Linked DNA regions of Homo sapiens: region 1 is linked to region 2. The links are chromatin contacts, found by Hi-C or POLR2A ChIA-PET in ENCODE. All regions are on one chromosome and are shown on one strand. The core of a region is the stretch at or near the end of the contact, and the rest is flanking DNA. Distances in the headings are between cores, read along the strand shown. Region 1 overlaps ACTN4 (actinin alpha 4). Region 2 holds the start of RINL (Ras and Rab interactor like).

Region 1 (3,568 bases), core at 448-2,947, 190 kb before region 2:
CCCCACCCAGTCATAAAAATGCCTCTTGCTGTTGTTGGTTCAGGCTCAGCCCCTTAGTGGCTTTCATGGGGCAGGTTGACATGGTACCCAGAGTCCTCCTCGGTCCTCTTCCCATGGTGTAGTGAGAGCACTCAGGACCACCTAGGCCTTTCCTAGAAAACTGAACCCACACCTTCCCAGTGCTGCCCCACCCTGGTCCCCCACCCCCTGCAGGACAAACCACTCCTCCCTTGTTTTGGGGCCAGGAGTCAGATCTGCCCCTGAGAGCAGCAGGGGCCCCTTTGTCCTTTGACGTCATACCCACACCGCTCCTGGAGACAGCCACCCCTTCATGCCAGCCCCAGGAAGGCTTGTAGGTGGGGCGAGCCAGGGTGAGAGTGTAGCCCTGTTCCTCGGCCAGGGCAGATGTTTCACCATTTTTAATGGAGCAATTATGAGTCAGAGGTTTCAGTCTCTACTGGTTCCTCCCGATCCTATAATTACTCTTTGGCTATAGAATCCTATTTTGATCTCTTCTTTTCTTTTCTCTTCTTTCTCTCTCTGTGGTCATGGTCAGGTTTTTCTTTTTTTAAATCCTCCCAAGACACTGCTAATGTTGTCTGTCTCATGCATCCAAGGAATCTGAGATGGACTGAATATTGTCAAGGGAAAAAAAAAGAGACCCCCAAATCCAGAGTGATTTCTTAACCCACCCAAATGGCTTTTTGTTTGTTTGTTTGTTTGTTTGAGACGGAATCTCGCTCTTTAGCCAGGGTGGAAGGCAGTGGCGTGATCTCAGCTCACTGCAACCTCTGCCTCCTGGGTTCAAGCGATTCTCCTGCCTCAGACTCCCAAGTAGCTGTGATTACAGGCACATGCCACCAAGCCCAGCTAATTTTTGTATTTTTAGTAGAGATAGGGTTTCACCATGTTGACCGGGATGGTCTCGAACTCCTGACCTCGTGATCCACCCACCTTGGCCTCCCAAAGTGCTAGGATTACAGGTGTGAGCCACCGTGCTTGGCCAACCCACCCAAATTGTGTACCCTACACCATCCTAGTGCTTGGGAGCCAACACCCACTCACAGGAGGCTAAGGGCAAGTTTAGGTAACTCTTAACACCACGAATTAGTTGCCTGCTGGCAAACTTCAAACTCCAAGCCTGAAATTTCTGGTTGGAGTCACCTCCCAGATGGACTCAGGGATTCATTCACCCCCTCATCCAGTGCTCACGGAGCCTCTGTGAGGTGCAGGCCTGGAGAGGAGCCCTGTGGCCTCAGCAAAGGGCAGGCAGGCTGGTGAGCACCCAACCTCTGGATCGAGGGGACTCAATTATGCGGATAAAGGCCCCTAATCCTCTCAGTGCTCCAAACTCACTCTGCTTCTGAAAGGGATCTTCGTACCCTGGGTTCAGAGAGTAGGAAGCCCGCAGGGACCGAGTATGCATGAAACAAGCCCAAGTCTGTGGGGGCTGTACATGGTCAAGATCACAGATTTCCAGACCAAGCCAGCTCCACCCTAGCTGGGATGCCCACCCTGAGACACCCCTCTCTGCTTTCACTGGAATAGGATGGCCCTGACTTGGCCGGGTGGACTGTTGAATCAGAGCCTCTCAAAACAGGAAAAAGGAAAAGGATCACCAAGCAGGAGTTTCAGTTGTCAAAGACAAAACCCTTACCACGATTAAAGATTACTCCAGGGCCTCGCATATTCACCCTTCCACCAGCAGGGCCCAGTTTACGGATCATTTGAATACTAGCAAAAAAACAAGCCATCTGCTGGAGAGATTGAACAGAGGGAGAAACAGGAGTGTTTGCCCTGCTTCCAGACACCCCTTTCCTGTGGCAGTTCCTGCACCTGGCAAGATCTACTGGGGAATTCCCGGGGTCCCACTAGCTCAGGACGGGTGTGTAGCACTTGCCTAAATAACAATCCCATCAGTGCCCTGTCTGACCTTTTCTCCCCAAATGCCAAAGGCCTCTTGTCTGGATGAACAAATCCCTGGGCGGATTTGTCCAGACTAAAACGTTAATTCTAAAGACTGGGCCCCTTAGGCACTCGCTAAGATTCCAGGCCACACTGTCTCAAGGCCAGAATTGGCTTACTTGGCTATCTTTTTGAAAGATCAAAGTTTAAACCAGATGATCTGTAGTCCCCCACCCCCACCCTGAAACCTGAGCTTAGCTGTAAGCATTGAAAGTAAATGGGGTGTTTGTAGCTCACCCTCCCTGTTCTCCAGGTGAAGGGCCCCGTGTGCCTGATCATTTCATAGCAAAATGCTAGATGGGGCCAGAGGAGGCCCCAGCCTCTGCTGCTGCCCTAATTTTAAAACTGCCTTTTGGGAGTGTAAGTTTCCTCTGTTAAAGGTAGTTATTTCAAGGTAGGCCTCACCATCTCCTCCTCCTGGTGAGAAGCTCTGCCTGGAGGGCTGAGCACTGCCTCCCGCTCTGTGGGCCCCACCTGCCTTGGGTTGAGACCTATCTCTTCCTGGACTCTGTGTGGGGAGTGCAGGCTCTTCCCCTTGGGGAGAACCCAGTTCTTTGACGTATAATCTGAGTGGTTTGGGTTGGTTGGTTGGTTGGTTGGTTGGTTTCCCATGTGTGGGATGGCTCCGGAAGTCTGTTTGAGAACAGAGGCAGGCTCAGATGGGAGCAGCTCCTACCCCGGGCCGCCTATCCCCCTTTACCCTGGGGTTTCTTTTAGCTCCAAGCATCCATTCCAGTCTAACAAATCTGGTGGCAGAGTCTCTTTTTTTTTTTTTTTTGAGACAGAGTCTCACTCTGTTGCCCAGGCTGGAGTACAGTGGCACAATCTCGGCTCACTGCAGCCTCCGCCTCCTGGGCTCAAGCGATTCTCTTGCCTCAGCCTCCTGAGTATCTGGGATTACAGGCGTGTGCCACCACGTCTGGCTAATTTTTCTGTATTATTAGTAGAGACGGCTGGTCTCTACTAATAGTTCAAGACGGCTGGTCTTGAACTCCTGACCTCAAATGATCCACCTGCCTCAGCCCCCCCAAAGTGCTGGGATTACAGGCGTGAGCCCCTGCACCCAGCCCCTCTGGTTCTACTGAGACCTCAGATCTTTCATTTATGGAACAAGGGGGTTGGATTAGATTGTTCGCTCTCAGCCCTCACTTCATGTTAGACTCACTAGGTGGACTTTGTCAAATGTCATTGCCCAGGGCCCACCTTGAGGGAATCTGTCTCATTTTGCCTGTGGTGAAATTCAGGTATTTTTAAAAAGCTCCCAGGTCCCATACATCTATTGTCAATTGATTTTCAACAAGGGTGCAGGACCATTCAATGGGGGAAAGAATAGTGTTTTCAACAAATAGTGCAGGAACAACTATTAATAGATACCCATCTGCAAAGAATGAAGTTGAACCTTTACCTCACACCATATACAAAAATTAACTCCAAACGGATCAGATACCTAAATGTAAGAGCTAAAACTGTAAAACTCTTAGAAGAAAACACAAGTGTAAATCTCATGACCTTGGGTTAGGCAATGGTTATTAGATATGACAGCAGAAACACAACCGAAGAAAAATAGATAAATCAGACTGTTTCAAAACTGGAAACTTTTTGC
Region 2 (3,227 bases), core at 59-2,558:
GCAGTGGCACGATCTCAGCTCACTGCAACCTCCGCCTCGTAGGTTCAAGCGATTCTTGTGCCTCAGTCTCCCGAGTAGTTGGGATTACAGGCGTGCACCACCACGCCTGGGTAATTTTTGTATTTTTTAGTAGAGACAAGGTTTTGACGTGTTACCCAGGCTGGTCTCAAACTCCTGACCTCAAGTGATCCCCCCGCCTCGGCCTCCCAAAGTGCTGAGATTACAGGCATGAGCCACCACACCCGGCCGGCAGGGGTTAAATCTTTAGTACCGGATGGTGGGGAATCTGGGGATCCCAGGAGAGAGGCCAGTGTGTCTTGCGGTGTGGGGAGAGGACTCAAAACAATAGCTCTTTACTGAAGTGGTAGGAAATATGTTAAGATTTTTAACAGCCATGGGGGCTGTGTAAATGTGGGCCAGCCCTTGGCAAAACCCAGTCAGCGCCTGGAAAAGTTCTTGGCCCAGAGTAGGCAGTCCCTATATCTGGAAAGGTAATAACATCCCCTCTTCCTCCCTTCCCACACCATGGAGGGGCCACTGAATCTCTTCCCCCAGCATTTTATTATGAAAAATTTCAGACATAGAGAAAAGCTGAAAGAATTGTACAGGAAACATCCCTATGCCCACTACCAAGATTCTACCATGAACATTTTACTCATCTTGCTTTATCACACATCTGTTCCTCTCTCTCTTCATCCACCCATCAGGCCCCAGCTCCTAACCAGGTACAGAGTCCTACGTAGGTTATCACTTAGGGTGGCACTTATCCCAGCAGCAGTCCCAGGAGCAGGAGACCTGGATCGGGGGAGGATCCATCCTCCCTCCCTCCCTCCCTCCCTTCCTTCCTTCCTTCCATCCATCCAGTATTTACTGAATACAGGCTGGAATTAGGTGCCTCTGCCCTGGAGAGAGGGTGATGAACAGGACAGGCTCCTCCCCTCAGGGCCTTCCATTCTTGTTTGGGGCAGGTGTAGCATATGGATAATAGGCAGCTAAACAAATACATTAGGCCATTGACCAGAAGGCCAGGGTGTTATTAGGAAGGAGGGAGGTGGGCAGGGAGGCGCAGGTGCCCTGCCCAGGCAAGAGCAGGAAGGAAGGGAGGGGAGGGGAGGGGAGAGGGAAGCAGATGCCTGCTTGTGTACCGTGGCAGGAGAGGAGGCTGTGGGCAGTGCGTGGCAGGGGTGGGTCAGGGCAGCTGCCTCATACCAAAGGGAGGCAGCAGGGGCTGAAGATGCCAGATGCTCGGTTCCTGGGGGCCCTACCTGTTCTCGGAGGAGAGGCCTGCAGTAGCAGGAAGTGGAGAGAGGAAGCTGAGCAGGCAGGGGGAAGAGGCGGGGCTGGGGTATCTGAAGTCAACTTTCCTCCCTCTTTCTGGGGCCTCAGGCCTTTAGTGACGGGGCTTAGAGGAAGGGACACTGGCAGGCTGGGAGTCCAGGGGTCAGAGCCACGAGGGCCCCCGTGAGGACCCTCTTGTTACCCCTCACTCTGGATCCCGGAGACTTTCTGGTTCCTTAGTGGCCCAAGATCTAACCCCCTCCCTTCAGAGATTTCCCTGGGTGCCCACAGAAAGAAACAGGAGGCCAGACCGGATTGTTAGTTGTTTTTGTTTTTAATTTGTCTCCAATAAGCAATGTCTTCTGCCCATCCAGCATGGGAAGTGGGTCCCACGTGAAGGGGGCCCACCACCCACTTTGGGAGCTGAAGGCAGAGACTCGGGAGCCCTCCCGGCTCAGACTCCCCCTACGCTGGGTGTGGGTTATATTCAGAGGCCCACACCCACACTGGGGTAGGTTAGGTATGGTTTACTTAGCCACAGGCCCCCGGGGGCAGGAGACAGAGTGGGGGCCCGAAGCTCCCTGTCCTGGAAGAGTTAAAAGTTCTGGGGTAGCCCTGGCCCCGTGGGGGCAGTTAGAGATGAGGGAGGTTACTCCTTAGCCCAGGAGTGGTTAGAGACAGTGGGGCTGGTAGAGATGCCTGTTTAAGCCTTGGCCTCTAGGAGGTGTTAGAGATTTGCTGGGGTTGGGGGCCAGGGTTGCTGGGACCCCAGTTTTGGGGAGGGAGCTGTAAGAGATTGGGGGATGTTCTGAGCTCCCCAGACAAGAACTGCTGGTTAAGAGGGGGCCAGGCCCGGTTGGGGCTCAGCTGTCCCTGAGGAGCTCGGCATCCCGCCTGGGAGATGCAGCTGTCACTGGGGTTTCTCCCTCTCTGTTGTCCTGGCCTCGTCCTTGGCAGGTGGCGGGGACTTCTTGGGGGAAGCTGAAGTGCTGGGGTTGGGGACCCCCGCCCCCGACTGGGCATCTATGCTGGCGTGCTCCCTCCGGACAAGGTCCTCCAGCTCCTTCTGCAGGAGCAAAGGTCACAGAAGTCAAAGGTCACTGTGCATCATGGGGTCAGAGGACCCATGGGGTGGGGAGAGGGTCCAGGGATGGGGCTCAGGACAGGCTGGGGTTGCTCAGCTCCTCACCTTCCATCCAAGGAGCTCAGCAAGGGCCAGGCAGCCCTGGTCGCATTCACCCAGCCAGGCCACGTCCCTGCGGTGCAGCAGGAGATCAGAGTTCCCAGGCGGGCTCGCCCCTGCCTGCTCCTCTCATCTGCCTTCGTGCCCCCGCTCCCACCTCACCCTGTCCCTTCCAGGCTGCCCCAACCCCCGGCGGGGCCTCACCTGTAGGCCTTCTTGGAGTCAAAGTCCATGCCTCCTCCGAGGCCCATAATCATCCCCAGGAAAGGGTCCGACTGTCAGGGAGGGGGTGGGTCAGGGGCAGGAGCAGGGAAGGGAGAGCTAAGAGCACAGACCCTGGAGCCAGGTGGCCTGGGTTTGTATCCTAGCTCTGTGACTTTGTTTTTTTTTTGTTGTTGTTTTTTTGGTTTTTTTTGAGACAAAGTTTCACTCTTGTTGCCCAGGCTGGAGTGCAATGATGTGATCTCGGCTCACTGCAACCTCCACCTCCTGGGTTCAAGTGATTCTCCCGCCTCAACCTCCCGAGTAGCCTGGATGACAGGTGCCCAGCACCATGCCCGGCTAATTTTGTATTATTAGTAGAGACGGGGTTTCACCATGTTGGTCAGGCTGGTCTCGAACTCCTGACCTCAGGTGATCCACCCGCCTCGGCCTCCCAAAGTGCTGGAATTACAGGCGTGAGCCATTGCGCCCAGCCAGCTCAGTGACTTTGGTCAAGTGACTTGTCCTCTCTGTGTCTTAGTTTCCTGTAGAATAGGGGTGATCA

Evidence for each region. A loop is a pair of places that touch in the nucleus more often than their neighbours do. ChIA-PET counts read pairs that join two places held with the same protein, here RNA polymerase II (POLR2A). Pooled maps may share reads with other maps.
Region 1: a pooled map shows a loop between it and region 2 (2.0-fold over the local background). The contact joins the enhancer-like site here to the promoter of RINL in region 2. A Hi-C loop is called at or near these places in 1 of 168 maps with a recorded cell type or tissue (natural killer cell) and 4 of 50 pooled maps. POLR2A ChIA-PET finds 5 or more read pairs at or near these places in 3 of 52 experiments (CD8-positive, alpha-beta memory T cell, GM12878 and activated T-cell).

Annotation. Positions count from the first base shown.
Region 1 is chr19:38,684,239-38,687,806 of GRCh38, forward strand. The region is part of intron 1 of ACTN4 (actinin alpha 4); the gene reads left to right. Among named protein-coding and RNA genes, the nearest start is that of ACTN4, 38 kb to the left of the region's middle. RefSeq lists enhancers at 428-567, 1,738-1,797. Within about 2 kb of position 1,698, at least 36 of the 41 ENCODE cell types and tissues checked have a DNase peak (open chromatin) inside an H3K27ac peak, as active enhancers do; they include GM12878 and natural killer cell, where a contact is called at or near this core.
Region 2 is chr19:38,876,967-38,880,193 of GRCh38, forward strand. RINL (Ras and Rab interactor like) reads right to left here and starts at 1,309. Exons shown (of 12, transcript NM_001195833.2): 1 at 1,266-1,309. SIRT2 (sirtuin 2) reads right to left here. Exons shown (of 16, transcript NM_012237.4): 14 at 2,666-2,736; 15 at 2,468-2,534; 16 at 1,594-2,344. The coding sequence ends at 2,189. RefSeq lists a silencer at 1,096-1,145 and enhancers at 1,686-1,805, 1,846-1,945.